Linked DNA regions of Mus musculus: all the other regions are linked to region 4. The links are chromatin loops, found by intact Hi-C in ENCODE. Cell type or tissue: left cerebral cortex. All regions are shown on one strand. Region 1 holds the start of Gm36656 (a long non-coding RNA gene). Region 2 has its middle 22 kb from the start of Gm36234. Region 3 overlaps Gm46016 (a long non-coding RNA gene). Region 4 holds the start of Gm36722.

Region 1 (8,000 bases), 220 kb after region 4:
CACATTCATTATCGGTGGACTAGGCCCCTGATATGGTGGGCTGGTGGAGCAGGCTCACTCATCCTTCAGCCATGGGAAGATGCCACAGGAAAGCCTTCCCTAGATACAGGGCCCCTGTGCTAATGGCATTTCTCATCACCTTGACAAAATGCCTGATGCAAACGGCTTGTGGGAGGAAAGGCTTATGTTATTTACAGTCTCGGAATGTTCACTTCACTGAAGCAGGGAAGGCATGTCAGAGCAAAGCCACTCACCCCACAGTCACCAGGAAGCAGACACTGGGGAATAGTTCAGGTCCACCAACTTTCCTCTTGTCCTTCCTTTAACTCCATAGCGCAGTCCTGGCCCATGGGGTGGTGCTACCCACATTCAGAATGGGTCATACCTCATCAGTGATTTCTCTAGGCAAACAGCCTACAGACACACCTCTCCAGCCTCCTAGGACTGAGAGTTGACAGTAGTCAGGTTGACAGTGAAGATTAACCATAATACTACTTGATCTTGCACTTCCTCGATTCCGAAAAACCATGAGAAATAAATTTCTGTTCTTTATAAATTATCCAACCTCGGGCATTCTGTCACAGCAGAACACACTGGACTGCGACAAAAGCAGATTGTTCTCAGTAGTATAACCTTGACCACACTGACCTGAACAGATAAGAGGCTCGTCCCTAAGCCAAGCACTGTTGTTTAGAAGGTAAAAGAAACGACAATATTTGTTTCTAAAGAGAGGGAAAGAAGTTAAATTGGATCTAAGGCCAGAATAAGAACAGACAGAGGAGTTGGCCTCCTCTGTTTCATGCTTTCAAAATGTTGGACAGGTGAAGAGAGACAAGGATTAGCCACTGCAAATGCTTTGAGTGGGATCCTGATACCTGGGATACTAGATTCTAAAATTGGACATGATCCATGATTCTATCTAAGCAGGAGTGTGCTTGAGACAGAGAATAAACTTATGACCCCCTCCTGAGCCATGTCTGGCAAAAAGAAGTGAGCCACATTGAACCAAGCAACATCAGTTCCTGGGGCCATTAGAGAAGAGGGGGTTTCTATGGACACTGTTGCTGTGGTGTATGTCAGTCTTGGCTCACGGATGGACACTCAATCATCCTAAGTGTCCATTCCAAAACAGAGTATTGAAGTGGAGAAACAGAGCCTTCTTCCCTTTTCATAATTGTTATTGGAATATTTTTACCACAGTGTAATTTGCAAACAGGGAAGGGAAATTCTACGTTGTTTTATATCTGTGACTCTCAGATGAAGAGAAAGAAAAAGACAAGAGACAGAGAGACAGAGAGAGATGAGACAGAGAGTTGGCTCCAGCATTCTAGAAGTCTTGTGTCTCCTGATGAGAACATCCCAAGGTACTGTTGCTCCAAGGTCTTCCCTCTTAGTCATGTAATATCCACAATTCTTCCCTTTTGGTGAATGCAAGTATTTGTTTCTATTGGGATCAGACCCCAAAATGAAGTGCTTCAGGTAGGATATGTATTTGGTCACTGTCAGTAGATAACTCTCAGCTACTTTCTCAAACAGTTCTGCCAATTTATCTCCTACCAGCAACGCGTGAGAATTCCTTTTGCTACACATACTGCTTGGTTTATTACCAGGGAGACATCTTTTCCAGATAGCATCACCCAAGCTTCCTGATAAGCTGTGTTTGAAACAGAAAGCCCCTTAGACTTTCAGTTAGATGTGGAGTTACCTCCCATTTCCCCTTCATCCTGATGGGTTCCAAGAATTGTAGGTGGGTATACTAAAAAGACCAGAAAAGCTCTGAAGCAGTGGACTCTCTTCTAGTGTTTGAAAAACCCTGGTGTGGGTGGAAGTTGGCTGTCTTGGTCTGTCTGGAGTGCTGTCACAAAGGAATACAGGCTAGTCTCTTACAAATCTGTAGACTCATGGACCAAGATCAGGGTGTCTGGTCCAAATCTAGGGAGTGAAGCTGTTTTTTTGGACTCTCGGATGCTTTTTTTCCTCATAGAGCCTCCAGAACAGGGAGCTCTCCAGGATCCCTTTTCTAAGTCACTAATGCCACTATGAGAACTCCACCCCTATGACCTCATCACCTCCCCAAAGATCCACCCACTACAGCCATTGTGTCTGGCATTCAGATTTCACATATATATAAACACAGAGGAGACACTAATGTTTAGCATATAATAGTGACTATCTGGGGAATGCTAGAGGTGGGGACCTCCGTGGATGTCAAAGAGAGAGAGAGAGAGGAGCTTAGAGGAGGTCATCCAAACCTTGAGAATGAGAAGAGGAACTGGCTGTCTCATATCTGAAATCTGAAAGGCATGGGACCAGAAAAGTATTCCATAGTTCAGAACAGCTTGGGGGCTGAGAATATTTGTGTATTCCTAAAATGATATTATTCTGGTTAGATTTTTGTCAATGTGACACAAACTAATGTTATTTAGGCAGAGGGAACCTCACTTGAGAAAGAGCCTCTATCAGAGTGGCCTATAGGCAAATACATGAGGCACTGTCTTGGTCGATGATTGATGTAGAAGGGCCCTGGCCAGGGGGGGGTAATATAAGAAAGATAGCTGACCATGGGCCTAGAAAGGAAGTCAGTGAGCAGCATTTCTCCATGTCCTCTGCCTCAGTTTCTACCCCCAGGTTTCTGCCTTGAGTTCCTGCCTTGGTTTCCCTCAGTGATGGATTGAGATAGGGATGTATAAGCCATTTCCTCTCTAAGGTGCTTTTAGTCATGAGGTTTTGTCACAGCGATCTCTACCTTTCTACACAGAGACTGGAGGTAAGTTAATACAATATTTTAAAAATTATTTCGTGTAAGAAGCAAAGTTTAGTGGGATAGACTTTCCACCTGTGACATTATGGTGGCATTCAAGAGCTTCCGGCTTGAGGTCCTTCTTGACTTTCAGCTTAGGGCTGCCCAAGCTGTCTTAGAGGTATAGTTGCTATGCATACCTTGTCTTGGACTGGGTTTGGAGTATCAGAAAGTCGATATAAGCAAGTGGAAGATTCTCACCAAAGCTCTGTGTGGGATTCCCTATGCATAACCAGAGTGCTAAAATGTGCCAGCATAGCCTGGTGTAGGCATGTTAAAAATATATATTAGTCACTTTCTGACTGTGATAATAAAACACTGTGACCAAAGTAACTTATAGAAGGAAGGATTTACTTGGGGCTTACAGTAACAGAGGGATAGGAATCCATCAGCATCGTGCCAGGGATCACGGCAGTAGGCATGGCCCTGGCACAGCAGCTGAGAGCTTACATCCTGAGTCACCAACAGGAAGCAATGAGTTCTTCACTGGAAATGGTGAACAGCCTTTGAAACCTTAAGCCCTCCCCCAGCAACACATCTCCTTCAACAAGAACTGGGGACCCAGTGATATGATGGCGTTGCAGGTTTTAGGTCACTAGGATGTGTTCCTGATTGGGATATGAAACTCTTCCCGATTCTCAGCAATGACTTGAGTCTTCTTTGACATCCACCAAAAGTCCAGGAGCAACAGGCGCTTACCTTCATGAAATGATGCCAGAAGAATATCTTTCTTTCTGTCAGCTGCTCATCAGAGGCGTTTGTCATGGTGTAGGAAGGCAGTGGGACAGAGACTAGCAGGGAGCAGGGCTCCCTGATAAACACATGATCTGTAGTGGTGCTGGCAGCACTTTCTGGTGGGTGTGACAACTGGAAGTGAGCCCTGGTGGACCAGAAAGCTGGACTCCTGAACCCTGAGGTATGGGGTAGGGGTAGGGGTGGGGCAGGGTGGGGATTAAAGCCTCAGAGTTAACAGAGAAAATAGAACACCCCAAGTCAACTCCATAATAAACAAGACAGGGTGTCCCTTTGGATTTGGGGGAATCTCCCCAAGAGCGGGGCCAAGCCTAGTACTGAGCCATGACGATGTGGAATATACGAAGCTGCATAGGCTCCTGGAGATGTCCTTACTGAACCCAAGGACCAGAGTTGCCTGCAAAGCTGTTTGCTGCCCGAGGAAGACAGTGACTCAGCCCCAGATGCTGTGAATCTCATGGGGCATAAGAGACCACTTGCCTCCCACATTCTTGAACCCTCCGCTGGGCTGGTGGCGTCAAGCAGGAGAAATGACAGTGCTGGTGAGGAATGGAATTGCGGGCGGCTGTGCGATGCTATAAATATTTGGTTTGAAACAGCAGAGACATTCAAGATAAAAGTTAAATAGAAATAAAAGCAGTCAGATGTTTATTACATGTTGCCATAAAATTCAAGAGCAGCCTAAAAAGGCAAATCGGGATTTGTTTAACAAATAGGAGAGGAGTACAGAAGAGATTGAGGCTGGCAGTCACTCAGGGGCTCTGCTCTCATTCGCAGGTGATTTGAACTCCTGAGGGGACAGTTTGTCCTGGACATAGACGGTGTCCTTAGGTGGCTGAGGACACAGAGGACTGCCTCAGGTCTTGGGCTTTCAGAAGACATGCAAGTCACCTGACCTCATGATTTATTTGTCTGTTGGAGGGAGACAAAATGTGAAGGAGATCAGGTGAGACCTTCTCCAGGGGTTGGTCTTACAGACTTCATGGACCCCAAGAGCACAGATGTCTTGGGGTACCACATGACAAGAGCTATCCAAGCTAGTACAGCTATAAGATTCATGGTGCTCTTTAAATTTTAATTTGTGTGTGTGTGTGTGTGTGTGTGTGTGTGTGCGCGCCCCCATGTGTGTGCACGTGCATGTCGAAGCCAGAGAAACAGAGCGTTGCTCCTCAGCCATCTGCCTTCTGTTGAGATAGAGAGCCTTCCCTGGCCTGGAACTTGAGTCATGGTTTTACCAACTTTCCTAGGTTGGTTTTGAACTCATTCTGTAGCTCAGGCAGGCCTAGAACCTTAGATCCTCCTGTTTTCACCAGCACTGGGACTACAGGCCTGTGCCACCCAGCTCAACACCAACAACACGTTCTTTTCACCTCACCCTCACCACAGCACCCTACTCATGATTCACAGAAAGAATCACAGCAGGATACATCTGGAAGAGACCCAGGGACGAGTAGCTAACGTTTGCTATAAAGAACCACTTGTGATTCATTCTGTCTGAGTCACAGCTCCTCCGCTTTTGTATCATGAAAGGAACTATACACAACCCTGAATGTGTGGGACTATGTTCTAATAAAATGTTATTTATAAAAAACAAGTCACGGTACAGGTTTAGTCTGTAGGCATTAACTGGCCCGCTTCTAATTCATCATCGTTTTATAGTGAGAGGGACAGAAGACCTGAGAGACAAAGGAACCTTTGAAAGACTCAGCCAATAAGTGGTGGGCCCTGGAGGAACACCATTGGGCTACTGGGAGCTGGTTGAACATAGTGCTTCACATCTGGGGCAGGTGGTCCAACAAGAGACCACCATGCAGCCTCAGTAACAGAGTGCGCCTGGCTTGATATCACACTAAAGGCTACAAGAGAAATGAGTGCGTCTGTCAAATCCCAAACCAAAACTGGAAGCGGATGTTTTCAAATCTAATATAATTTTATGGCATAAGTAGGCAAAATGACATACAGAGGACACCACTAGCTCTTATACTATGAGCAGCACAATGAGAGGGTTTGGGAAGACTCCTATCTGAAGCCAAGTGAATGCAAAGAAATGAAGCAGCCCTGATGTAGGCCCACAGGGAGGTGGGCTCATCTCCTAGAATCTGGTTTCTGATTCTCAGCAGCATTTGGAGACATTGTTTTGAAAGGGGCTACATGTGAAGAGATATAGTGGTTTGTTGAATGGTGGCAGCCAAAAGGAGCCATCCATTTCCCAGAAGCTGTAAGTGTGACCTTGTCTGCTAAAAGGGTCTTTGGAGATGTGATTACAGATCTCAAGAGGAGAGCATCCAGAATATCCAGATAGGTCCAAAAATCCAACAAGAACAATCCAGTGGCTGAGGATAGGGCACAGTGAGTGAAGTGCTTACTGCATATGCTCAAGGATGCAAGTTTCATCCCCAGCACCCACATAAACAAGCAAGCGAGCAAGCAAGCAAGCAAGCAAGCAAACCAGGCGTGGAGGCACACTTCTAATCCAAAAACTGGGAAGGCAGAGGCAGGCCAATTTCCAGGGTTCTTTGACTAGCTAGTCTAGTGCAATTGGTGAGTCCCTGGTACCAATGAGAAACCCTGTCTCAAAAGACAAGGTGGTTATTTTGATGAATACTTAAGGTTGACCTCTGACCTACATATCTCACATATACACATGCATGTGCATGTTCACATTCATACTCCTGCATACACAAGAACATGCATGCACACACAGGAAAATAATGTATGGTTGGTGTCATATGTTGAGCCAATATTATATATTCACACACTCTGTGTGTGTGTGTGTGTGTGTGTGTGTGTGTGTGTGTGTGTGTTAAAGAGAGACAGAGAGAGAGGGATAGAGAGAGAGGGACACACACACAGAGAGAGAGAGAGAGAGAGAGAGAGAGAGAGAGAGAGAGAGAGAGAGAGAGAGAGAGAAGCAGAAGGGGGAATATTTTGAGCAAGGCCAAGGACAGTTGACTGGGCTGAAGATGGTCATTGTACATGATAGAATTGAATGCAGATGTCATTTATGAAACCAATTACTTTGTTCAATGAATATAATCAGAGAGAAGAAGAGGAGGAAGATGGGTAAGATGGAAAAGCGGAAGGATGAAGAGAAGGCCCCGCGAAGATGGTTGCAGACTGGAGGAATGCAGCCACAAGCCAAGCTGCAGCTACCAGGAGCTGTAAAACATGGCAGGGATACTTCTTGGAGCCTTTTGAGGAAGCACAGCCCTGCTGACACCTGACCTCTGATCTCTAGCCTCCAGATCTTCTTCGAGGGAAGGGATTTCTATGTTTTACATAAGCAAGTCATCAGTCAAGTGTCAGAACAGCCACAGGAAATATGCTGAAAAGGAAAATGTGGCAAAGGAAGATGAGAGCCCGTGAGCACGAGCAAATGGGAGATGGCTTTATGAAACTGTTTAGTCGGAACAAGTTCCTGTCTGTAAAGCCAGGCTGACGCGTGGAGGAAATATTAAAGGTCTTTGTTAAAAACTATTATGTATTCAAGGGGACCATGTTTATTATCTCTCCTCAAAGAGGTGGAGGGCTGAGTACAATCCAGCTGTGTGTAGATTTTGCAAGTTCCCATCCTAGAAAGGACTCTTTAGAACAGCAGTTTTCAACCTTTAGGTCTTGACCCCTTTGGGCATCAAATGATGCTTTCATGGGGGTTGCCATGGAACCCCCATGGGAAAGCACAGAAAACATAGAATTACATTACAATTCCTAACAGAAGCAAAACTAAAGTTACAAAGTAGCAACAAAAATAATTTTATGGTGGGGGGGGGTGAAGGTCACCACAACATGAGGAGCTGTATTAAAGGGTCACAGCATTAGGAAGGTTGAGAAACACAAACGCTAGTTTTGGAGTCTTCCATGTTGCTGGGTCTCACCACAGAAAACCTGGGTAGCCTGCAGGGGTGCGCTCGTGAAGTACAAGACATGGGATGCTGGAGTGGGAGTGGTGGCTTAGTGGTTAAGAGCCCTGGCTGCCCTTGCAGAGGACCTGAGTTTGATTCCCAGCACCCACATGGCCACTAGCAACTGCCTGTAAGTAGTTCCAAGGGATCTGTTACCTCCTTTTGGCCTTTATGGGCATCAGGCATACACAGATATACATGACAACAAAACATTAAATATAAAATAAAATATAATAAGACACTGAAAGTTAAATTGGCACCTCTGGGAGAGGTGGGGGAATGGACTCCAGGGCCAGTGTGCATTCTGACCATGATGGTTGAAGTTAACTCGGGTAAACAGTAGAAGTATCTGAGAAAGATAGTCTAAATATGCTCAAAATGTGTTACATGTATGCATGGCATTGACACGGTGAAACCTGCCACTGAGTGTAATTAATAGGCACCAATGAAAAGCACCAGCGGGTGCATGCCTCTATCCACAACCAAGCTCACTAATGCCCCCCCTTCCTGTCTGCAGCACTCCCAGGCAGGTGTTTAATTTTTGG
Region 2 (8,000 bases), 790 kb before region 4:
AGGACCTCTAGAAGAGCAGTCAGTGCTCTTATCCATTGAGCCATCTCTCCAGCCCTGTTCATGAATTCTTAATGCCTCTTTTGAGAACTGTGTTCTGTTCATTTGCCCGTGATTGGTTTGAGATTATGTTTTCTTAAATTTATTTTATATGTATTAGTGTGTGCCCAGGGGAATTTATGTGCACCCCATGTGTGCAGTGTTCATGAAGGCCAGAGAGGGCGTTAGTTCTGAAATTAGAGTTACAGGCAGTTATGAGCCACTGTGTTGGGTGCTGGGAACAAAGTCAAGTCCTCTGGAAGAGCAGCCAGTACTCTTAAAGTCTAAGCCATCTCTCCAGCTCCTCATTCATTAAGTTGATCATTTGAAATTTTGGTGTTTTATTCTTGAGTTCTTTACATATTCTACATATCAATCCCGCATGGGATCTGTGAAGAGAGCCACCCCCACCCTGTCCCCTGCAGGTTTTCCCTTCACCCTGGTCATTATTTCCTTTGCTGAGAAGAAGGCTTTTGGCTTGGTGGGGATGCCATTCATTTACCATAAACCTTGGGATGGATAGGTTTTCTGTTAATGAATGGAAAGACCACACTGGGGCCCCCAACCCTGCACCCAGTTGTCCTAGAGTCTTTGTGCCTTTTCTGTTACACAGACTGGTATCAGGATGCTGGTTAGACGCCCGTGTTTTATGTCACCTTCTGGAGCTCACTGGCTTTTGGTTTGGGTGTGGATGACAGGAGTCACAGTTTCCTTTGACATATTTGCCTGGAGATGGTCCCTAGTGCCAGAGTCCCCTCAAGGCATAGGAGCCACCTCCAGCTCTGCATTCAGGGTCCTTGGCACAATTTTCTTAGCCCCCAGGACCTCAGTGGTTCTATGAAGGGGTAGATGCCTCAGGAAGATGATGGGCCTTCTTCAGAAATAGGGGACATGGTGCACAGAACCAGGGCAGTAGGAAGCCAGGAGAGGTGGGGACCGAGTCCCTTTAGCCTGGGTTAGTAGGGACAGCAGAGATTTCTTTCTTGTGTAAATATGAAGTGCTCACCTTGACTTCATGGAAAAACAAACCCTCCAAACACACCTGAGCAATCTGTGCCCTGAAGACATTCATGAAATGCCTTTAGTTAAATAAAAAATAAAGCAGAACAAAAAGGATAGGAAGTTGGGGGTGGATGTGGGGGTGGGGGTGGGGTGGGTCAAGATGGACCTAGGAGCTGGGGGGGGGGGTTAATATGATCAAAATCCATTGTATTCTCAAAGAAATTCTTAAGGAATTAGTAAAAATATTTTGAAAAAAATTGCTTAGATGATGATGATGGTGGTGGTACATGTGTGACTGTGTGTATGGAAGTCAGACAAAAACATTTGGAGTAATTTCTCTTTTTTTCACCATGGTTTCTAAGCGTCTGACTCAGGATATCAGGCTTGTGTTGAGTCATCTTGCCAGCCCACATCACTTTTTAAATTTTTTAGTAGAATGGCTCATTACATAGCTCAGACTAGTGTAAAACTCACAGCCCCCTGCCTCAGCGTTTGGAGTGCTGGGCTTACAGGGTGTACACCATCCCGCCCAGCAGCTCAGGTCTTCTTACCTTCATCTCTGCAGAGCAGCCATCTCTGAACTCCCTCCTAGGGCTAGCTCTCTTCTCCTGCCCCTAGTGTCTGCTCCCACAGAAGGGATCAGAACACCATCCCACCGAGCTGCTTAACTAACTCATTCCAACTTCCTCAACAGGGGATCACCAGGCTTTTAGAACATGCCTGGCTCTGGGATGTGTTCCAAGACCATCTGATGCCCAAACAGATGAAAGAAGATGATCACATGGTGCAGTGGTCATGTGGTCATGTGGTCAGTATGATGGTTCGAGGAAACCCCAAACCACTGACTTCCTAATCCTCAAGTGGTAGATGTAGGACATTGCTAAATGTGGAAGGGTAAAAACAAAATAAAATAAAAGGCCACTGGAAAACAAAGGACTTGAAATCTCACCGGTAATTGGTTTGGGATGGATAACCTAGCAACTTTCACTGTTGTATGAAGCATTATTTCATTGTTTCTGCCTTGCTTTAAAAAGGTTTTTCTTCCCTCACTATGTAGCCTTGGCTGGTCTGGAATTCACTATGTAGACTAGGCTGGCTCCCAAAACAAAATAATTTATTTTTATTTTGAGTGTAGGAGTGTTTGGCTGTATGTATATAAGTGCACCACAAGTCTGCAGTGCTTGTAGGAACCAGAAGGGGGCATCCGATCACCTGAAACTTCGTTATAAGCTGTGACCTACCATGTGGGTGCTGGGAACTGAATCCAAGTCCCCTGTAGCCACTGAGCTTATCTGCTGGGCTATTTCTCTAGCTTCTGTACTTGGGTTTTTTTTTCCGTGCTATAAAACAGTTATGAAAAAAAAATCTTAGAAGTTCGCAACATTTCTACACTATTGTTTATACCCAATGTCACACTTTCTATTTCCCTATCCCACGAATATATATGGAATACAAGTTCCCTTCTGTTGTTGGACCCTGGCTCGCTTCTGGGAGGAAAGAACACAGTGTAGCCAATCCCCATGTATATCACTGATTGGTTCCTTTGGAAACAAAATATCTGAATCCCGAGTTTTTTTTTTTTTTCTTTTTAAAGACAGGATAGATTTCACTATGTAGCCCAGGCTAACCTGAGACTCCCCATCCTCCTGCCTCAGCCTCTCAAGTCCTGGGGTTACACGTGTTTATCACAAAGTATCCTTCTTCAAGGTTGCCTAGTTCACCTCGTACCAGGGCGGTGACACCTCGCTTTCCTACCTCTCTCTACCACCTTTTTTTTGTCTTTACCAACACGGGGACAGACACGCACTTTCCCTGCTGTTTTAATTTGCATATGTTTGATTACTAATAAGGTTGAACATCTTTTATGCATATTTATCATTTGTATTTATTCTTTTGTGAATTGCTATTCATGTCCTCAATCCATTTTTTTTCTATTGAAATATCTCTTATTCACTTGTAAGGAAGCTGAGTACATTAGGGGCATTCAACTTTCCATTACGTGTGTCAAAAATACTTTTTTTCTCCTTGGTTTTGGTTTGCCTTTCAATCTCGGAAATTATATATTTTTTTTTGACAGAAGGGCCTTTTCACTTTTACAATTCAAATCTAGCTATCTTTTTCAAAGTGATGTTTTCTTGCTTATTCTTTGAGAGTTTTATACATAAGTGCATCACCACACTCAGCTATAGGTGGGCCCCCTATATCCAGATACCACTATTTCTGCCCCAGTCTTTGCCTTTGGAATTGCCTACAGAAAGGACTTCCCTTTCATATCTGATTCGTAGCCTCCATGTGCCACTTCAGAACCCCAATCTTTCATCCCTACAGGGTTTTAGGCAGGAGAATCCTGGAGGAAGATGCCGGTTTTGTTTTCTGATCTAGTCAGGCTGTGCTCACATCTTTACCTGTCAGCCATCGTTTTCCCACAGTGAGGACACACCCCCGAGTTTGACTGTCAGCACCTGGCTCCAGCTGCTTCTGGGTGGGCTTCAGATTTCTCAGTTCCGTAGCTTCCTGTCTTTTAATATCTGACTGAATAGGTCTTAATCACTTGCCCCTGTTTTTGACAAAAAAGATGTTTCTTGGAGATTCCTCAGTTTTTTTTTTTTTTCTGATGGACCTTGGTATAAATGTGGCAAAATGTCAAGAAAGCTTGAACTGGATTTTTGCCTGGGGTTGATATTAAAGTTGAAAGGATGGATGGGAGGGCATTAGCATGCCAGCAATACACATTTCATTTCATTCAGTAATTCTGCCTTTAAGTTTTTAAGTCATATGAAGAAGGGTTTCTGAATAAAAGGTTTTAGCCTCCGTATCAGCTGCAGGGACGTAAACAATTGAAGAGGGGGAATGAACTTGGTACACCTACAACTTAAAACACCCCACCAGCCCCGTGGCTTATCCTGGTAGGATGCTTGCCGGCCAAACCTGACAACCTGAGTTTGATCCCTGGGAACCACAGTGTGGAAGGAGAAAACTGACTCCCACAGATTATCCTCTGACCTCCATACCTACATCCTCTTCCCATCGTACACACACACACACACACACACACACACACACACACTCACACACACACACACACACACACACACACACACACACACACACACACACACACACACACACATACACACACGCACAGTGCATTGCCACTAGCAATAGTAATACTAGTGAAATTAAAATTGAAAATATTATGCAGCCCTTAAAAAGGTATTTTCCAGCTGTTTACAGAATTTACTTTAATTTGAACACTAGGTCAAACATCAGGTCTTCAGACAAAAAGCCTTGCTCTTTTCCTATGCCCATTTACCTCATCAAAACTGAAGCCAAACAGACTGAAATGTTAGTAAGTTGTCTTCATGAGAGAGGTGATTAGGGATGGTGGCTAGTTTTAAATTTGAGGGTTTTTTTTTTTGCCTTGCTTTATAGTTTTTCTGTCATTTGCATGTGTCATGTGTTGGATGTCCTGTGTGATGCAGGATGGCAGCCCTCAACCTCTGCGGAAGGAGCTCACAGCAGGTGCCTACAGCCTGGGGAGGGCTGTGGAGTCCGGGTGGCGGCAGCGGATGCAGTTTCTCACATGGCCGGAGGGTGGCAGTGTCCGCTCGCAGACTCCGGGCTGGCGGCTTTGATGACCTTTGTCAGCCGGCGCAGCCTCTCGTTTATCACCGATCACAGAGTGGAATGAACATATTTACTTGTGTTTTGCTTTCCACTTATAATATCTAGTGGCATGGGAGGGAAATGAAAACAATTGTTCATAGGGGAAATTTATGAGCTTCATCTGGCTGCATGATTCCCGCAGTTGCCCCAGCGCCGCCCAGAGAGTGGAGATGGCTCCTTATATCCCCAGAGGTCCTCATAGGGCCTTGCAATACTTGCCTCTGGCCAGCAGACTTTCCCACACTCTTCGCCTCCCTTTGAATTTGCAAGGAGAAGGAGCTTTACATGTCATCTTTTGGGGGTGGCACGGTAGTCCAAGCTGCAGGCTGAGTCCCACCTGAAGTCTGGGCTAGCCTTTATCTCTTGACAATCCCCCTAATTGCTTCTTCGGATGAGCTGCTGCTGGGGCAGGGCTCTGGGGACCCTTTGGAGCCTTAGAGAGCTCTCCAAGATCTGGATGGGGTGGGAGGGGCCCCTCCCTCTGAGGTTCTAGGAAAAGGGCAGCTCTGGGCTTAGTGTCCATGTGTGCTTTTTGTGTGGAAGAGTGGGAAACAAGGTGGGTAAGTCTACTCTTCCAGCCTGTCCCCGAATAGTGCCCCAGGCAGAGAGACAGGATTGCTCTCCCATGGAAGGCAGATAAGGAGGTGTCTTATTTTCAGGGGCTTTGGGCCCCAGGTTCACAGAACTTGGTGCTGAGAACCTGGAACCAGCTCTGTCTGAGGTCCAGATCTAGGCAAGAAGTTCTCCGAGAGCGACTCGTCTGTTCCTGCTGAGGCCACGCCCCTGACTCCAGCTTTCAAGGTCTCTGCAAAGAGGAGCCAGCCTCATGTTCCTTAACACCAGAGTGTGGAAAGGTGAGATGTGAAAACACAGAAGCAGCTATGGAACGCACGGCGGGGAGCCAGTACCTGTGTTGCTCCACAAGGCATTCTGGCTGCGCATGCGCTGGGGGGATGACAGCTATAAGTTGTCGAAGATCTGCAGCAGACCACCATAGGTTCACTATTCTGTTCTATCCTTTTCCTACTCTACAGGCCCACATTTCCATGCCATCTCCTCTTTCTTTTTTCCTCTTCTCTTTCCTTCTCCCTGCCCCTCTAACCCTACCCCCTTTCCTCTTTAATTTCTTACAGGTCCCTTCTTCTTTCCCTCCTCCCTTTCTCAGACCTGAGGTGAGTCTTTGTATTCCTGTGCTTGCTCGCCTGTGACCCACGCACACAGGCTCTTGCTCGCCCTCAGCATTGTTCCTGTCTGAGGCTGCCTCCTTCAGTTCCGTGGGTCTGCAAGGGTGTGACTTGACATGGGTGGGAGCTGATGTGAGATGCATCGGGCATCTTGGAGGTAGTGCCCCTCCCACGAGGACACCTACAGGTGAGCCTTTGGGGCCATCGGGCCAGCAGGTGTGCTGTGCACGGAGCATCAGGAAAGGCTCTGATGTAGGCCCAGTGCCCTGAATTTCCTGTCTTGGGACTCCTGGAACGAGGAGACTGAATCCATCCAGAACAGATCTTTGTCCAGTGAGCACTTCAATGGCAGAAACAAGAGAAACGGGTCCGCAGACCCCTGCATAGCTGTAGCGACACTAGTACTTGCCCAGGACGGTGGTTTGGCTGATCAGTGTTTCCAGCCCCCGGGACCCTCCCTCGGCTCATTATAATCCACCATATTTCCCAGTCAGTCTTATAATCGAATTACTCAAAATTGCACAGCTTTATTGCACAATGCTAAACTTCAAGACAAACAAATGCTCAGGTAATGAACAATTATTTATGACAAATTATTACCTTTACTCATAAGACTAGTGGTTTCTATTAAGCTTAGGAATGGTGCCAGGCCCTCCTCCCAGCCAGCCTCTCCTGCCTGCCCCTCCCAGCCAGCCCCTTCCTTCCAACCCCTCTCTGCCAGGGCGCTCAAGGAGCTGAGGGCGCTCTGGAGGGTGCTGCGTTTGTGCACACACCCGAAGTTGTTCCTGCGGGTGTGGATGAGGACAGGTAGTCCACTCTTCCCTAGAGTCGTGGCTATACCCCTGTCTCAGCTTCGGCCGGGCACTTCCTGTGGGGCTTCCGGTTTTCTTATCTCTTTTGCATACACCAAGACGGAGGCTCAAGCTCAGGGAAAACGGCTTCGCTTATCCATTTGTATTTAAGTTTTAGTGTTTTTCTCTTCTTTGAAACTAAACTCAACTTTAAAAATTATTTATGGACTCAATAACATATGTTTAGATTATTGAACCCCCCTTTTTCCTGGTTCTCAGGAGCAGAACCATCTCTCAGCTAATTATAACATACAGTATTTTCCCAGTAGTCCTACAATCAAATTATTCAAAATTGCATTTCTTTATTGCATATTGCTAAAACCCAAGACAAGCAAACATCAAGATAATAAACAATTATTTATTACAAATTATTACCTAATATATAAGATTAACAGCTTGTAACTATTAAGGTTAATACATGTGGTATTTATTATACTTATTTTGGAGCAAATATCTTTGTATAAAACATATGTTTATGTATTGCAATTAATGAGAAAAAGTGTAAGATTAACAATTTATGTTAGGTTTTGTTTTTAGATTTATGCGCACTGTAAAACTTATTTATTGCACTTATTAAAAGTATTTAATGATGGACTTTTAGATCCCGTCTTTTAATGCGCAAATATAAACTAAGGGAGTATTAAATTACAGAATGGAAAATTATAACTAAAGTCAAAGAATCTAACTATTTTCTGCTATAAATCTGCCTTAAAAAGATTATCAGTAGAATTACGGAATCTTTAAATAGTGGCCTTTATAGTACATAATGAGTTTCAGTGAGCTAGCCTCTGAAAGGCTTTTTTTTTTTTCCTCCATCATTAAAACTAAACTCAACATCTTACTCTTAAACATAAATGTAGCTAGAAGCATAAACACTGAGTCGTTTCATTTTATGATCCAAAGTCACATCGGAGGGAAGAGGAAGGAGTAGGGCGAGTTCAGAACAGCTGGAGGGACAGGGCAAGATGAGGGAAAACCGGGGGCCAGGGTAGGGAGTAACTGAGCAGCTTGGCATGGGTGAGGACTTCCTCATCTCAGCCTCTCTCTGGCTTGCCTTTCACAATGGGAATGCTGGCAGGTGTATGGGGCGTCTGGTTGCTACAGAATCGAAATAAGTTACATACAAAGGTGGTGATGCTCAGGTCAATGGAGCAGACTGAGATCAACAAAGCCTCAGCATTTCCTGCCTGCTAAGACAAGGGGAATATTCTGGAAGGCACTGGAAGTGAGGAAGTGAAAATGGTTTCTGGGAAAGACCTGA
Region 3 (8,000 bases), 520 kb before region 4:
CTGCCTCTGTAATAATCTCAGGCGTTTGGCAAGCCCATGGTGCGTTTTCTTAATTAGTGATAGATGTGGGTGGACCTAGCTCATTGTGGGTGGGGTTCTGGGTGATAAAAAAAAATAGTGCTGAACAAGTCGTGAGGAGCAAGCCAGTAAGCAGCACTCTTCCACCACCTCTACATCAGTGCCTGCTTCCACTTTCTTTCCCTGTTTGAGTTCCTGCCTTGAATTCCCTCAATAGACTGTGACATGTAAGCCAAATAAACCTTTCCTCCCCAAATTGCTTTTGGTCATGGTTTTCGTCATAGTAGTAGTAACCCTAAGATACTACTGAAAAATCTTAATGTATACTAATAATATATATTTAAGTGAGACTATCCATGGGTCTTTGGAGGCCTCATGAGTTATAAATTTATTCTGAAGTCCATTTGATGTTTCAGAATTGCCAAGAGCATTCTAGAAGGATTAGGAAGAGGTGGAGGTTCTGGGTGAACAGTATGTGGTGATGTCGGTAGAGCTTTGCATTTGTTTGAATAGTTTGGTTTCTCGGTGAAATAGACCCATGAACCATGGAAACATCCCAAGGGGAGCTGAAGCAGTCACACATAAATATGTATTCCATTAAAGAGCCTGTGGCATTCGATCTGTAGGCAAGTCTTGGACTGGAGTGAGGACCCAGGAGTGAAGAGCATACACTGTGCTCATAGAAGACTTCAGCTCCCTGCCCAGCTCCCACATAGAGCAGCTCACAACTGTGTAAAGGACTAACTCCAGGGTCTCTGTCGCCCTCTGCTGGCTTCTACAGGCAGCTGCACTCACATGCACATACCCACATCCCCTCTCCCTCTCCCTCTCCCTCTCCCTCTCCCTCTCCCTCTCCCTCTCCCTCTCCCTCTCCCTCTCCCTCTCCCTCTCCCTCTCCCTCTCCCTCTCCCTCTCCCTCTCCCTCTCCCTCTCCCTCTCCCTCTCCCTCTCCCTCTGTCTGTCTCTCTCCCTCTCCCTGTTTGTCTCTCTCCCTCTCCCTCTGTCTGTCTCTCTCCCTCTCCCTCTGTCTGTCTCTCTCCCTCTCCCTATCCCTCTGTCTCTCTCCCTCTCCCTCTGTCTGTCTCTCTGTCTCTCTCTCTTTTACACACACACACACACACACACACACACACACACACACATTAAAATAATAAAAAGTAAGTCTTAAAACTAAGGGAATAATCCGGTTCATTAAATTGGTTCACTCTCTTGACTGTAAAGAATTTTTTTTTTCACCTTAGTACAATACCCAGTAACAGATTTTCAGATTGGTAGAACGTTTATTTGAAATCACAGAAAGAGTTTGAGAAAATGCATGAGTATTTGGGCCATCGAGGTGGCTCAGTAGGTGAAGGTGCTAGCTGAGAAGCTAAGGGCCTTCATCCAATTCCTAGAGCACGGTAGAAGGAGAGACCTGACTCCTGTCCTCTGACCTCTTCACGCATGCCATGATACCTGTGTCCCTCTGTGTATAATACAATGAAATAAATGTAATGTAAAGTTAAAAGCCCACATGAATATTTTCTCTGAGAACTTTGTACATAAGTACTTCCCAAGAGCAGACAGTGAAAGCATGAGGCACGGGCCAGAGGACTAAGACCTGACCACCTAGAACAAGACAACTCACCATGCAAGGAGATCATAGGCAAAGCCACATTACACTACCAAGGGAGCCAGAGGTAACTTTGCAATCAAAACTTCTTTTGCATTCTTATCATGTATCAAGTGCTTACAAATCAGTAACAAATGGGTAAATATACAACAACAACAACAACAACAACAAAAATCTAAAATACATGAGCAGAAGGTCACAGTGGCTAATGACACAAAGGAACTCAACTTTAAAAGACATCAAATTATAACTGACAGGAAGAATTTGCACAGATCCAGAAATTAGAACAATCTAAATAAGTGTCAACTCTTGATACCAGGGTAAGAAGGAGGATTAAGTGAGTGTCCCCCAAATCTGTCTTAACTATGTAACCCTGTCATTCTTGAAACTTTTTGACTCTCCTGCCTCACCACTCCTCACCCCAGTGAGCTTGAATTGCAGGTTGTCCCACCATACCTGTCCAGGTGATGGTATTTCATTTACATGACAAAGTTATCTGGAATACTTGTAAAGAGTCTTTTCTGTTGCTGGGATAATAAATGAATACACTTCTTTGTATTTGTGGTACTGGGTATTAAAACTAGGATCTAATGGATGCTAGGAAAGTGCTCTACCACTGAGCCACACCCTCCAGCCCCTCACTGGGGGATTCTAGGTAGGGGCTCTACCACTGAGCCACACCCCCAGCCCCTCACTGGGGGATTCTAGGCAGGGGCTCTACCACTGAGCCACACCCTCCAGCCCCTCACTGGGGGATTCTAGGCAGGGGCTCTACCACTGAGCCACGCCCCCAGCCCCTCACTGAGGGATTCTAGGCAGGAGCTCTACCACTGAGCAGCTATATTCCCTGCTTTAAATCTATACATTTCTAAAGTTCAATATTTCAATAAAGCAAATTCATAATGCAAAACAAAGTATTAATAACCTGTTCCTTTCTATAATCTATTCTCATTCCTATACTAAATCAGAAATCTTCTGAACTCCTCTTTAGGTATTTATCCTCAGGATGTTCACTGCAGTATTAATTATAAGAGTTATCGTAACAGTCCCAGGATGTTCTGGCTAGTTCTATGTCAATGTGACAGAAGCTACAATCCGTTTAGAAGAAGGCTGGGATAATTCTCCTGCCCATTGGCCTGTGGGCAAGCCTGTAGTATATTTTAGCGATTGGTATCAAGAGGGACCCGCTCACTGCAGACACCTGAGCAGGTGGTCCTGGGTGCCATAAGAAGGCAGATTGAGCAAGCCACGAGCCAGTAAGTAGCATTGCTTCATGGCCTCTGCATCAGCTCCTGCATCCTGGTTCCTGCTCTGATTTCCTGCCATGGTTCCCTTCAATGATGGACTGTGATGGGGAACTTTGAAGCCTAAATAAACCCTTTTCTCCCTTAGTTTCTTTCGGTCCTGGTGTTTTATCACAGCAATAGATTCCTAAAGACAAAGGGTGAATGATAAAACGAACACTGTAATTTAACAACACAGCGTGCGCGTGCGCGCGCGCACACGCACGCACGCACGCACGCACGCACGCACGCACGCACGCACACACACACACACACACACACACACACACACAGAGGCATATACAGGCTCACAGAAGCATACATGGAATAATTTAAGCACAATTACAAGTTAGGATCACAAAGTTCACATTTTTGCGTTTACATGCTTAAACGAATGTACTGTTCTCAACATTTCCTACAAGGGGCATATTGTCATTTTGCAAGCCAAAAGACAGAAACCCATCCCTGAAAACATTCCTCTCCTTTGTTTTTAGAGGCAAAGTCCTGGGAATTTGTTTTTGAGATCTGGGACAAGGATTCAGGACTTGCCTGTGAAGCTCCCCACCCCGACAATCCTTAATTAGCAGCCCATGATGGAGAACAGCTCACCAGGCTGAGTGGTGGGAGTAGAGCAGCTGCTGAGGAGGACCAGGAAGCTTAATCAATGTGGGACACATGATCCGCACGGTGGTGGAGCAGCCTGATGCATCCCTCTCCATTGACATCATGTCAATAGCAGAGCTGGTGTTGAACTGTATACATATGGCACTTGAGCTGCAGGCCCCTGGACCCTTAGAAGAGAACACGGACAGAACCCACAGATTGGCATCTCTGGCCCTCTGGCCTATTGGGGTTTATACTGTGGCTAGAAGTCCATGTTCCCTTCCCTGCCACCAAAGTGACCAACTTCTGGATGGGAGGCTTGGAGCCACATATATCCCTTTCTGCAGGTGGGTGTGCTATTTAGGTGGGTAGTGAAAATGCTTTGGGGGTATGTGAGGAAGTGGGTCTCCTTCCAAAACTTCAGAATCAACCCCGTGCACGTTAAATAGTTGGGGATGGGAGGACCTAAAGCTTTGGCCTTGCCTCTTCTCCTCCCTCCCTCCCTCCCTGTTAGCTTAGTTAACAAATAGATAATAGCCAGGGCTCCTGGTCTCTGGTAAGATGACCCCTGAGCCGAACTGGTCCTCCTTTGTACCAGTCTCTTCTCTCCGAAGGAAACCAGAATGGTCCTTCTAAAACTCGGGCTTGCCCATGTCATCTGGGAGCTTTACACTTCAGTGACTTTCTGTGCCCCTAAGATGAAGAGTCCTTTGTGACTCAGCAAGGCTTGTCCCTCTGAGAGTTGTCCTTTTCCACCAGTTCACCCTCCACGCTGATGATGCTCAGTGAGTCCTGTGTGTGCATACATATATGTGTGTGCACATGCATGCATGCTGAGTCTGTCACTTGCTGAGTACACATTATGACAGAGCTATACTCCACCTAATTCTCATTAGCTCAGTACCTTATTTTCTTTCTGGAAATTTCTTTAATACTTACTTTTATATTATGTATATGATTCTTTTGTCTGCACCATGTGTGTGCCTAGTGCCTGAGGAGGCCAGAAGAGAAAGTCAGATCCTCTGGAACTAGAGATTACAGATGGTTGCAAACCACCATGTGGGTGCTGGGAATTGAACCTGGGTCCTCTTGAAGAGCAGAGTAGTCAGTGTTCTTACCCACTGAGCCATCACCCCAGGCCTTCCTTAATTTCTTAAGACTCACCTGGGTCTCCTTACCACACACATATTTTAGCACTTTAGAGTCGTTTAAATCCAGGGTCTGGTTCTGAAGTTTCTCATTTAGTAGCCCCTTTCTCTTGTTCCAGTTGGAGTCCTCCGATGCTGGGTCTGTCTAGGTCAGTATCTAGCATAAGTCTTCAGAGGGACACATGATGGCTCAGTGTCCCTCTGAAGACTTATGTGTTCAGGGCATGGACTCTGTATGGACCACTATGAACTGTGGGCCACTCAGGGGCATGTCTTTGAAGGGCTCCTTCTAGCATATTCTATCTCTTTGTCTCCCTGTCTCTTTCTCTCCCTCTGTCCCTCTCCTTACTCCTCTCTCAAGTGGACTGATCATGGGCTGAACTTTTGGAAACTGAAGGCTCGAATAGATCCTGAAGTTGTTCCTCTCCAGTACTTTAAGTAACACTTGGCCTATCATAGATACTCAATTTATTGAGCCAGTGGTTGAATGAATGGCTACGTCCAGTGAGGAAGGCAAGGCTCCTCTTTCACAAGGGGACAAACACATGGCCTGCAACCAAGGGGAGGTCTTGTAGGAGGCAGGGAGGTAGAAAGGTGATGAGTTTCTTCTGCCTGGCTGCAGGTGATTCCATGGCCTGAGAACCCAGTGAACCAACTCAGAGGGGTCATGACTGAAAGGAGTGAATTGGCCTGAGCCAGGCTGACTCCATGACAGGCTGCAAACCAGTAGTTCAGGAGACCAGGCATGAGTTTCTACTTCCTGGAACTGGGCAAGTCAGTTACTGGAACAACTGCAGGCTTATTTACCCCTCCCCAGCTTGGACAGTTAGCCAAGCTCATAGTCAAGAGTTAGGCCAAGAGCTAACCTCCCTTGAATAAAGCAAAAATAGTCAAAGATGCTTGAAGCAAGACTAACCAATCATAGCATCACCCAGTACCCCCAGAGATAGAACCCACCAATCAAGATATAGATCACCTATCCTTCCCTAAGGTTCCTCTTACTGGCTTTAAAACTGAATCTGTGAATTCAGTTGTGGTCCTTCCTTCCTGATGGAATTGGGCCTCTGAATGCAGGAAATAAATATTCTTTGCTTTTACATACTATTTGAGTCTGGGGTATCATTCTTCAGTGATTCACGGACCCCAACAGTGACCAGAGAGTGTTCTGTGTGCTCAAAAGCCTGGGCTTCAACTCATAGACTCAGCAGTCCGAGCAGACTGAACAACTAAGTGTTCAGGAATGTGTCACTGCCATGTCAGACTCTACTGGTAATTGCAAAATGCCTACTGTGTGCTGGCACTGGATACCTCAGAGGCTTTGGAAACTATATCCTAGTCCTCCCTTGGGCCCACGCCCCCTGTACAGTGTCAGTGCCTTTAATGGTCTCCTGACAGCCAGGCCTTGAAGATGCAGCTGAACCTGGCCAGCAGGGGTGGGAGACTGGCCCTGCCATCAGCAGTACCATATGCCCACGGCTTAGTCTATTCCAGTCATGTCCCTGGGCTGCCCAGCTGTCAATGCTATAATTACGCAGCCACAGCCGCGGGAAGTGTGTGGTTGTGGGGACCCTCCGGTCTCCTTAGAACTTTACAACTGTTGTTACAGCTTATCAGGACACAGCCCGCCTTCTGTTGGTCTCTTGAAAACTGCTGTAATTCCCATCCATCACATGGGCAAGCCAGCTGCTGCAGGGGCAGCAGCCAGGAGGGGGGGCCCTTGCACTCCCCCCAGTGTGCTGGCCCTGACCTTGGGGAAGCTAGCAGCCTACACCAAGGGCCTGTCTTGGAGTGATTTGGGTCAGCTCTTTGCTCTGGTTCAGGTGTGACTGCTTTCTATGTGGACTGTGGCTCTGATCTGCTTGGATCTGACCTGGGACCGTGAACTTCCTTAGTCAAGGGCTCAATACATGACACAACCCTTCTGCCGTCAAAAGCTTTATGTTAGATTTTAAAAATGTTCTTTGTCTCCATGGCTAGAGAGATGGTTCAGAAGTGAAGAGCAGTGGCTGCTCTTGCAGAGAACCTGGGTTGGATTCTCAGAACCCACACACAGCTTCAGGGTCGCCTGTAATTTTGGGGATCCAAACGCCCTCTTCTAGCTTTTGTGGGCATTACATGTGTGTGCTACACAGGCATAGATGCAGGCAAAATACTCGTATGTGTAATATAAAATAGAATAATGAAAAAGTATTTTTCCCAGCGTAGAAGACAGATGTGGTAAAACTTTAATGGAAGGAGCTAATGTGCACTGGCTGTCTATGACATTGTAATAGTTGTAATATGATTGATTATATCAAAATGGTACCATGAGCTAAACATAGGATTTTCACTCAGCAGGTAAGAAACCCAACTCTGAGTGACTTACCCAGTGTCCCAGGGCTAGCTATGGGGGAGGGAGCTGGAGTTTGTTGGGATTTCAAACTAGTGAAGACCTTTTAGACCCTCACATTTGCTCCATTTCAGGACGATTTAAAAATGCAAAAGCAGAAGAAAATCACCAAGAATTCCCCTTTCAAGAGAGCACACGTTACCACCTCGTGTCTATTTATTGTGCTTTCTTCCATAATTATGACAAGACTGGCAATCAAATTTGCCTTGTGCTTTTAAAACAGATATTTTCATGTATTCGTTTTTTATATGGTGGGGTTTGTTGCTCTATATGAACCCCCACCCCCTTGGTTGCTCATTGGGCTGTAGCCATGCTTTTTGGAGTGGAAAAAATGTGACTGAGGAATTGACATTGTGAGGAGAGGAGAAGAGAGGAGAGAAGAGGAGAGAAAAGGAGAGAGGAGAGGAGAGGAGAGGAGAGGAGAGGAGAGGAGAGGAGAGGAGAGAAAAGGAGAGAGGAGAGGAGAGGAGACGAGAGGAGGGGAGAGGAGGGGAGGGGAGGGGAGGGGAGAGAGGGGAGGGGAAGACTGGAGAGGAAGGGGAGAGGGAAGAGAGGGGAAGACTGAAGAGGAGGAGGGAGGGGAGGAGGGGTAGGAAAGGGGAGAAGAAAGAAAAGGAGGGCAGGGAAGAAGGGGAGGGGAGAGCAGAGGCATGGAGGGGGTAATTGCCTCTTACTGGAGTTTGTAATGCAGCATTGAATGTACTCTCCTAGCAGCTCGGTGGTGAAATGGGGGCACAGATCAGTGGCTGTGCACCCCTTCCTTGCAGATACAGGAGATAAGAGTTAGAGACTGAAACAAATCACCCTGGGCACACTGCTGACCTGTAACAACACCGGAATGCGAGCCAATATCATTTTGACACATGCTTTTGACCCTTAGTTCAGACTTTGACTCTGAAGATTTTCACCAATTGTATTCTGGCTTTAGTTTGGGAGATGTACTTCTG
Region 4 (8,000 bases):
GGAAGAGAGAAAGGGGAATGAGATTTATCGTGGTCTGGGAACTCCCCTATCCAGTTATTGAGGTCATCTTGTTAGGAAGGTGGGCTCTATTTGGTCCTCAATGACGCAGTGTTTTGACTGATGGGACCTTGTCCCCCCTTTATTCGAAGAGCGGAAGAACTAAAGAGCCGAGTTCACACCAGCACCGGGTCACTAACATCCGCGAGCTCCCGCCACCGCGCGGGAGCAGGTGGGCATCTCCCACATCCCCATCAGCAAAGAAGTAGCCATTCCTGGCCAGGGGCGAGTCTCACTCTTGGCCAAGGGTGAGTCTCTACGTGGCCAGCATCAGCTATCTTGAATATAGGTTTTGTTTGGTTTTTAAATGTCCAAATGGTTTCTATAAATATATTTCACTCAGTGGAGTTGGAGCGAGAGCATGCAATGATGTAGGGGGGATTTGGAGAAAATTCTCCCTTAGAACCCAAGTCCGAAGGTAGGAGTCTGACCAAAGGGCATTTTCCTTGGAAACTCTGCTCTTGAAAGGAGCTTAAAGCAGCTCTGTCCTGTTAAGACCGAAGTACAAAGACTTTCAGTTTTCTCCATTTAACCGGCGATCTCCAAAAAGTTTTCCCGTAACTTCGGTAAACGAATGAAAAAACATTTCGGAAGAAAACGGAGGTATTTGAAAATAGGGCTGGGGGAGGGAAGAAGAGATGGGGGACTGGCACAGTGGATAACGAAGCTGCCTGGCTTACGCCTAGACCCAACCCCACCCAAGATCATCTCCTGTCCCTCTGCTGTTAGGTTTAGTTTCTGTTGAGATTTTCTTTAAGCTAACTGCCCAGGAATCTAGGATGGGGAGTGGGGATGAAGCAAAAGGAAGGGGAAGCAGCAGGCACCAGCTTTCTTGGGGGATGGAAAGCTCTACCTCTGGGATTTATAACCAAAGTCCTCGCTAATCTAGTGAACTAGCTTCCAACCTGCCCCATCTGCATCCCGGAATCCCGGGACTGATCACCCGCAGCCAGGCTACCTGGGAAGCCCTACAGCCCTTTTGCTTTTAAGTCAGAGTTCAGCTAAAAACCCACAGACTTGCACTGGCCATGTAGTCAAAGTTGGGTCTTTTCTTCTGAGTCCCAAGACATAAGAAATTAGCAAACTAGATACGATACCAGGAGGGGGATGGAAGTGTGTGCCTGCATATGTGGCTGTGTCTTCCTGTGTTGGATTTGGGAGGTGCTTATAATTCTTGGTTTTGCATAAAGCCATTCTCTTCCTTTTCTTACACGACTGTCGCCCACCCTTAGTCTCATTCTCCTTGCACCCTGATACAGCTCTCCAGAAGCTGGAGAGAAGTGGCATTAATCTACCTAATCCACCGCCCTGATTTTCAAAGGTTTATTTCAAGTTCAAACTGTAAACGTTCTTGGGGAGAATTTACAAACAAAACATCTGGTTTCTTAAAACAAAGCTACCAGGAAAAAGAGAAACAAACTTTCCCTGCTGTGAGAAAGTACCTTTAGCAAACAGGCTAAAGCCTGACTCAGGCCCTCCTAACCTCAGGCTCTGGCAGGGACTGAAGCCCAGTGCCAGGTTGAGGTAGTAATGTTAGGACTCATGGCATTTTTCCACCACTGCCTAACCCAGAAAAGTGAGGGGGAAAAAAGCAGGTCCATTAGGCTTCTGACCATTTCAGGCTGGAGATGAATTACTCCTGGGGCCTCTTGTCAGGGCGCAACCCTGGGTTGTTGCCAAAGGCCCATGCTATCACCAAAGTCTCCCAGAGTCCTTGTCCTTCAAGATGATCCTTCCACGGACTCAGCATGTACCCCCGTCTGAGGTCAGACTTTAGGCTGAGAGACACCAGCCAGCCCTAGCTCCAGGTCCTGGAATGATGGCATTCAGGATTTTTTTCTTCTAGGTGGGCACTCAACTAAGAGACACTCCAGCCTTCCTAGGACCAGAAGGGCTGTCATTTAGCGGCCATCTAGAATACAAACTTGTCTGCCTCCAGGCATAGCCAAGCCACTACATCCCATCATACAACTGTAAACAGTATACTGGGCAGTGGGGGCAGGGGGCTAGACTCCTTGCACCTCAGAACACTGTTTTGAGCCATGTCTCTAATTGGTATACCTCACCCTCAAGGGGCTCAGGCTAGCCAAGGTGGATGAAACTTATGATAAACGGTCCCAGGAATGGAAACCCAGGGCTCAAAATTGGAAAAGCTTGGTAGGGTGTTTCACCCCTGACCTAGACAACTCTCTCTGGGAGTCTTCTGGAGATTCAGCAGGAGGTAGAGGACCTCTGAGTCTTAGATGCAGTCTCAGGGGTGGTCAAGATTGCCTCTTTGGCTCTTGGGAACGTTGAAGGGGTCATAATCTGACCACCCAGTTTCAAGGTGAGTCTCCTGACCGAGATGCCAACTCTCAGTTTCCCCCATGGGCTGGCACTGAGTGTTTGGATGTTTCTCTTTATTCATCTCCTTCCTTCCTCTGTCTATTTTTAGGGGTTTAAGAAATTATTCTCAGAAACGCGGCACCTCCCAAAGGTAGACGTATTTAACTTAAGACATTTACTACCCAGCATAATTCAAAGTGGACCAGAAGTTCCTAGGTACTTGCACAGACACTGAAAACCCATTGTTGCTTTTTAAAAAGATAACCGCGTCTCTGTGAAGAGTAGAGGGAACGATTTCTACATAGTAGATCTTTCACAGAATTCTATATCCTCTACCATGCTCAGGCTTTTCCGCCCTCTAGTAGAGTGAGAAAACAGCTGGACCGCTGGATGAGGCGGTGCAAGGAGCCGCGACGTCTTACAGCACAGGTTACTGTCCTGAGCGTGCCTATGCAACACTTCTCTGGCCTTTCCCAGAACCTAGCAACCCTTAGCGCTTGCCTGAACGCGGCTCTTTTCCCATCGGGATCCCCTAACAGCGATATGAACTGCAGAAAGGGTTGCTTGCCGTCGGGATAGTCGACAGAAAATATTTACAATAATAAAGTCAGGTCAAATGCCAGGCAGACTTCATTCAGATGTCAGAGAAGTAGGACCCCACACACACCCTTCCCCTGAGGTTCTTAAAGAATCGAAAGGCCTCTGGGAGGGACAGACTCATGGGGACACCTGTGCTTGTGTGTTTACCATCTGAGTAGATCCAGAAGGAGCAGAAACCAAAGAAGTACAATAGGAAGAACTCGAAAATGCAGCCTCGGCAGCCAGGAATTATCTGCAAGCTCTGATTTCTCAAACATATGGCTCTGCCCTTTTTTTCCCCCCTGTAATGACATGTGAACTTCAGAGTTACTACTACCAGACGCCATTTCTTCCTATACAGAGCCCTTCATTTTCACGGAGAGTCCATCAGTTGGCATTTCTCCATGTCAGGCCCTGGAAACAGCGGTCAGCCCGGCTATACAAAGTTTTTATTGTTGAAATCTTGTTAGATGCAGAGGGGCAAACCCCACAACCTAGTACCTCGCCAGGTTAAGGAAGTTAAGGTCCTGCATTCAGGTAGCATTCAGGTAGCTTCAGGGTCTACTTTGAGTTGGGTGAGAATTTGGGGAACCCTTCTCTTTTAGTTACACCCAACCTTACAGCAGAAGGGAAGATAAATCCTAGGGAAATATAAGGAGTAGGCTGACCTTGCCTACTTTCGCTGTTTCAATGTTCCATCCGTAGAACGACCTGAAAAACTATGCACATGTTGGGATCCCCCAAAGGTGAATGGGTGCATGTAGCTAAAAGAACTCAGCAGAAATGGGAATCCAGGCGGTGCCAAGACGGCCGAGTCTGTTTGAGTGCCCCATCGGGCAAGGCAGTGTGGTCGCAGCGTGCACTCCGCACAGCCCGTGTTGTGCGTGACAGGCTGTCGCTGCAATGTGCAGTCCATTGACACTGATGGATGCGCCAATGGTTGGACGGACAGATGTTAGGGCGGATCACACAGTGCGCGGCGCCTGAGCAGGGAGGGCTAGGCACTGGCAAGCAGGGGTGAGGACGGGCGACAGGGGAGCCGCTTGGGTCACGGCACGAGGGTATGAGGGGTGGGGGTGGGCAGCGAGAGAACGAAGGTTGAGAGAGCACCAAAAGAAAGCAAAGGGAGAGGGAAGCATCCTTTGGGCGAACTCCCGGTGCGTGGTACCCAGCGCTATGAACACGTCGCCGCCGCCGGCGTGCCTAGATGGGCTCTCCCCGCTTTGAATGTAAGCCAGACCTTCTGGGTCTGACCTCCAGGGACAACGACCCTCCTTCAGGTCAGAGGGGCGCCGCGGCCACCTGAACCGTAAGGCCAACGGCGGGGCCAGACGACTCACCGATCCCTCGCTCGCAAGAAGCTTTACGCGCCGAGGCCCGCGTCTCCACGGCCTGGAGGAGACGCTGCTTCGGCCTCTGAGGCCGCAGGCATCAGACACCCCAGGCGCACCCACCCACGGGTACGCGACACACACACAGGCAGCTCGGGAGCTCAGCCGCAGCCGGCTTCTGGCTCTCGACTCCGCCCGGGATCCACACCGGGTTAACTCAACTCTCGAGCGCCTAGGCGCTGGAGCCGGCTTTATAGCCCCGGAGGACAGCAGCCACACATCTGCATTCAGGGAGGCGTCTGGACCCAGCCCAAGCCGGCCGGCCGGGGGCGAGCGGAGACTTTTGATCTTACCGGTAGGGTGAGATCTTGGTCTCCTGGTCTATAAGAAAAAGAAAGCACGCTGTGAACTTTTAAAACAAACTTGAAAAACCAACCACAAAGAAAGCATGAAAAAGAGACAGGGCTGAATAAGAGGGAAGAGAAGAATAAGTTTAAAATAAGAGGAAGAAGAAGAAAAAAAGAAGCAAGAAAGGAAGGCCAGGGTTTGCAGCTCCCAGTGCGCTCAGGCAGCTAGTCCTGGGGCGCAGGGTGCCGGCCCTCGGGTAGACTGTGGGCCTCGGGGCTCACGTGGGTTTCAGGGTCCCAGCCGGAGCACCCAGATATAGTGCTGCTCCCGGGAGCTGGGGGCCCAGAGGCCACCCCAGCCACCGCCGCCCAGAGCCCGCTGCGCCGCGGCCGCCCCATTCCCGGCCTAAGAGCTGGCCCAGGGAGACGCAATCGAGCCCGCAGCGCATCGATGCGCCGCCGCCCGCGCCTCTCAAGCTCTGGCTGGCGCTCAGCCGCCACCGCTCGAGGGTCGCCCGCGTGAATTCCAGCCCACCCGCGCCCTCACCACCAGAGTAAGTGAGCCCACGTCGCCCTGTCGCCACCGCAGCCTTCCAGCCGCCTCCTTCCCGGGGCACATCGGCCGAGTCTGCCCGGAGCCTCTGCGACCCCAATCACTCAATCAATAATCAATCCCCTTCGTCCAGAACTGCCCCTAAGCTGGGAGCGGCTGGGGCAGTACCCTGTCCAGGGCGCACCCCGGCGGGGGATGGGCAGGGGAACCCGAGTTTCTTCTCCCTCCCCCGTTCCCGCCTTGGCAACCTCCGACGCAGTGGGTGGGGGGCGCGGCCAGTAGCCCAAGGGGGCGAGACGCGGGGTGCTGAGACGGTGATCGTCCCAAAGTCAGTAAAGGAAACTTGGAGGTGCCCCCTCCCATGCTTACCCCCGAAACAAGCCTGGGAAAGTTTGTGGCGGGGGTGGGGTGGGGGAACGGAAGGAGGTAGCCACTGTAGGTCCCAGGAGGGAAGACCCAGAGCCCACACCCATGTCAGCCCGCACATCTTCTCTCCAGGGCACCCCCGGGGCCCTGGCATCTTTGATAGGGGTACCATCCCAACTAGGGGAGCGCTCTGGGGCTGCACGCGGCGGGTGGAGAGGAGTGTGGGCCGGGAGGGGCAGCCGGGAGCAGCCCGGGGTTGAGACCGGGTGGGGAAGAGGGATGGGCGGGGGCTGTGGGCGCCCCGGGACGCGCTCCGCAGGGCGGACCCCGCGCCTTTGCGAGAGCGCTCGGGGCGGAGACGGAGGGCCAGCTCCGGGTGTCTGGACTTGGGCGGGGGGCCCTGGGCAGGCGTCCGGGCCAGGACCCAGGCTGGGGGCGCCTCCGCGGGCAGGCGAGTGACACGATCATCTCCTTTTCCTTTAAGCTTGCCTGTTGCCGACGCCGCCGCTCCAGCCGCGCCGTGGGCAGAAGACTGGACCGCTGAGCCCCGGGCCGCGGCGGCGGCGGCTGCGCCCCCCCTCCACCCCCCCCCCCCCCATGCCTTGACCTCCCTGCCTGGGGGCGGGAAGCGGGGCAGGACCGACCGGGGTCGCTCCTGGGCTCCTCCTCTCATCTCTCTGCCCGCCTTCTCCTCCTTCACTCCCCGCCCCCCAGCCCCGAACCCCGCGCACCTCGTCTGGGGACGGGGCGGGGGGGGGGCAGGGCGACCGCTCCTCCCCGCCCCCTCCTCCTCGGGCCTCTGGAGCGATTTGTCAAACTTCCCATTCCGCCGGCAGCGCGGTCCTCCTCCTCCTCCTCCTCCTCCTCTGCCTCCTCCTCCCCCTCGCGCTCCTCCTTCCCCGCGCCTCCCTTGCCCGCCCTCCTTCCCTCCGCACGTTCGGGGATCGCGGCGGAGCGCAGCGAGGGGGGGACGCGGAGAGCCGGGGCGCAGCAGCATCCTGCGGGCGGCCGCTCTCCGGGGGGGAGGCTGCGAGCAGGCCCGCCTCGCCCCCCCCCCGCCGCCCCTCCCTCCCTCGGCTCAGCCCGGCAGCGGCGGCGGCGGCGGCGGCGGCGGTGGCAGTCGCGGGAGAAGCATCATGCCGAGGAGGAAGCAGCAGGCGCCCCGGCGCGCAGCAGGTACGAGCGGCTTCCCCTTCCTCCTCCGGTCCTCCTCCTCTTCCTCTGCTCGCGCCGCGCCTCTGGGCCGCCGGCCCCCGCGTTGCTCGCCGCACTCCTCGCCTCTCTCTCATTTTCTGTCTGTCTCTGCGGGCGCTGAGTAACTCCGGGAGCCCGGCTGGCTCGGGGCTCTCCTGCCCGGGTGCGCGCGCCCCCCAGTTGCCCCGCTATGTTCTTCGCTCGACCGGCTCGCACACCCTCCTGGGGACCACCGAGCCGGCTTAGGTCCCCGCCTCTGCCGATCCGGCTGCAGCGGGGAAGGCGCTCTCCAACCCGTGCCTTTTGGTGGGGGGCGGGCGGGGTCACCTGAGTTCTCTGGGACATCTTCCGCGTTGTCCCGGGCAGTACCCGGTGACTACCGGGACCAGAGCGAGCAAGAGTGAGCTAGCGGATCCCTCTGGCCACCTTACTGCTAATTCGATTGATTCTTCATTTATTGGGCCCAAACCCGGTACAGCGGTGGAAACCAGAGCGCACTGGGTCTGGGTATTGTCAGATGACTGTCAGGTCAGTGTTGGATGCTGACATTTCCTCCATTCCTGAATGTCTTCTTACCCCCTCCCTCTCTTTCCGCTGCTGCTCCCTACCCTTTTCTAGCACTTAGTTCTGGGACATATCTGAGTACTCCCCCCTCCCTCTCTTTTTCTGCCAGGAACGTCAACTCCTGTTAGGACTGAGCTGATTTTTTTTTTTTTTTCCTTCTGGAAAAGAGATTCATTGAAAACAAAACAAAACCCACACACATAACATTATTTTGCAATAATGTCGGTTGGGGGCACGTTGGCTGGAAGAAGGGTTTCTGGCCGGTTGCCACCCTTGATTTGATGACTGATTGATCGCCCGTCATGCCTGTGCCTTTGATCTATTCATTCCCAATAAACATCAATAAATCACTTGCAATAGTGAGGCCAAGCTCCGTGACGTCAGGAGGGCCCTGTCAGTGCAACTTCAGGGATTTGGGGCGGCTTGCCGAGAGAGGACCACATATGGACGTGATGTATTTTGATATGAATAACACTCAGACGTGCAGAGGCTCAGACGCTGCCTGAAGGGGAAGGTTGCTTAGGAGTCCTTTTCTTTAATCTTCTTTCTTCTCACTTCTCTTTTGATAAAAGAGGGGAGGGCTGAGCGAAGAAGGGTCACCGAGGTAATGTTCCACGTGCTGGTGGGATACAGGCTAGTGATGGTGCTATGCAGGCTGCTGCTGCTGGTGATTGCCATCAGACC

The links. Hi-C counts contacts between places; a loop is a spot of excess contacts. Peaks named below come from ENCODE experiments on the same cell type or tissue, not always from the same donor. Only the 100,000 strongest peaks of a DNase experiment are listed, where the experiment ranks them.
Region 1: it touches region 4 in a loop (2.3-fold over the local background); 2 of 42 quality-filtered maps call a loop at or near these places.
Region 2: it touches region 4 in a loop (4-fold over the local background); 8 of 42 quality-filtered maps call a loop at or near these places.
Region 3: a loop joins it to region 4, with 3 times the contacts of the local background. A loop is called at or near these places in 2 of 42 quality-filtered maps.

The regions. Positions count from the first base shown.
Region 1 is chr7:36,910,397-36,918,396 of GRCm38, forward strand. It overlaps Gm36656 (a long non-coding RNA gene), which reads left to right and starts at 3,766. Exons shown (of 3, transcript XR_391270.2): 1 at 3,766-4,095; 2 at 4,331-4,499; 3 at 6,594-7,004. In left cerebral cortex, a CTCF peak has its summit at 4,141; DNase peaks (open chromatin) are centred at 1,816, 3,115, 4,071 and 4,985; H3K27ac peaks cover 756 bases.
Region 2 is chr7:35,897,415-35,905,414 of GRCm38, forward strand. No RefSeq gene overlaps it. Among named protein-coding and RNA genes, the nearest start is that of Gm36234, 22 kb to the right of the region's middle. In left cerebral cortex, CTCF peaks have their summits at 2,235 (motif pointing right) and 4,629 (motif pointing right); DNase peaks (open chromatin) are centred at 1,456, 4,641 and 4,885; H3K4me3 peaks cover 301 bases.
Region 3 is chr7:36,171,936-36,179,935 of GRCm38, forward strand. The region is part of intron 1 of Gm46016 (a long non-coding RNA gene); the gene reads left to right. Among named protein-coding and RNA genes, the nearest start is that of Gm46016, 4.6 kb to the left of the region's middle. In left cerebral cortex, no CTCF peak of the experiment used is centred here; DNase peaks (open chromatin) are centred at 73, 3,555 and 6,180.
Region 4 is chr7:36,691,556-36,699,555 of GRCm38, forward strand. Gm36722 reads right to left here and starts at 6,667. Exons shown (of 3, transcript XM_030243157.1): 1 at 4,302-6,667. The coding sequence starts at 6,555. The coding sequence ends at 5,308. It overlaps Tshz3 (teashirt zinc finger family member 3), which reads left to right and starts at 6,563. Exons shown (of 2, transcript NM_172298.3): 1 at 6,563-6,734. The coding sequence starts at 6,695. In left cerebral cortex, no CTCF peak of the experiment used is centred here; DNase peaks (open chromatin) are centred at 963, 3,434, 3,896, 4,190 and 9 more places; H3K4me3 peaks cover 6,246 bases; H3K27ac peaks cover 5,863 bases.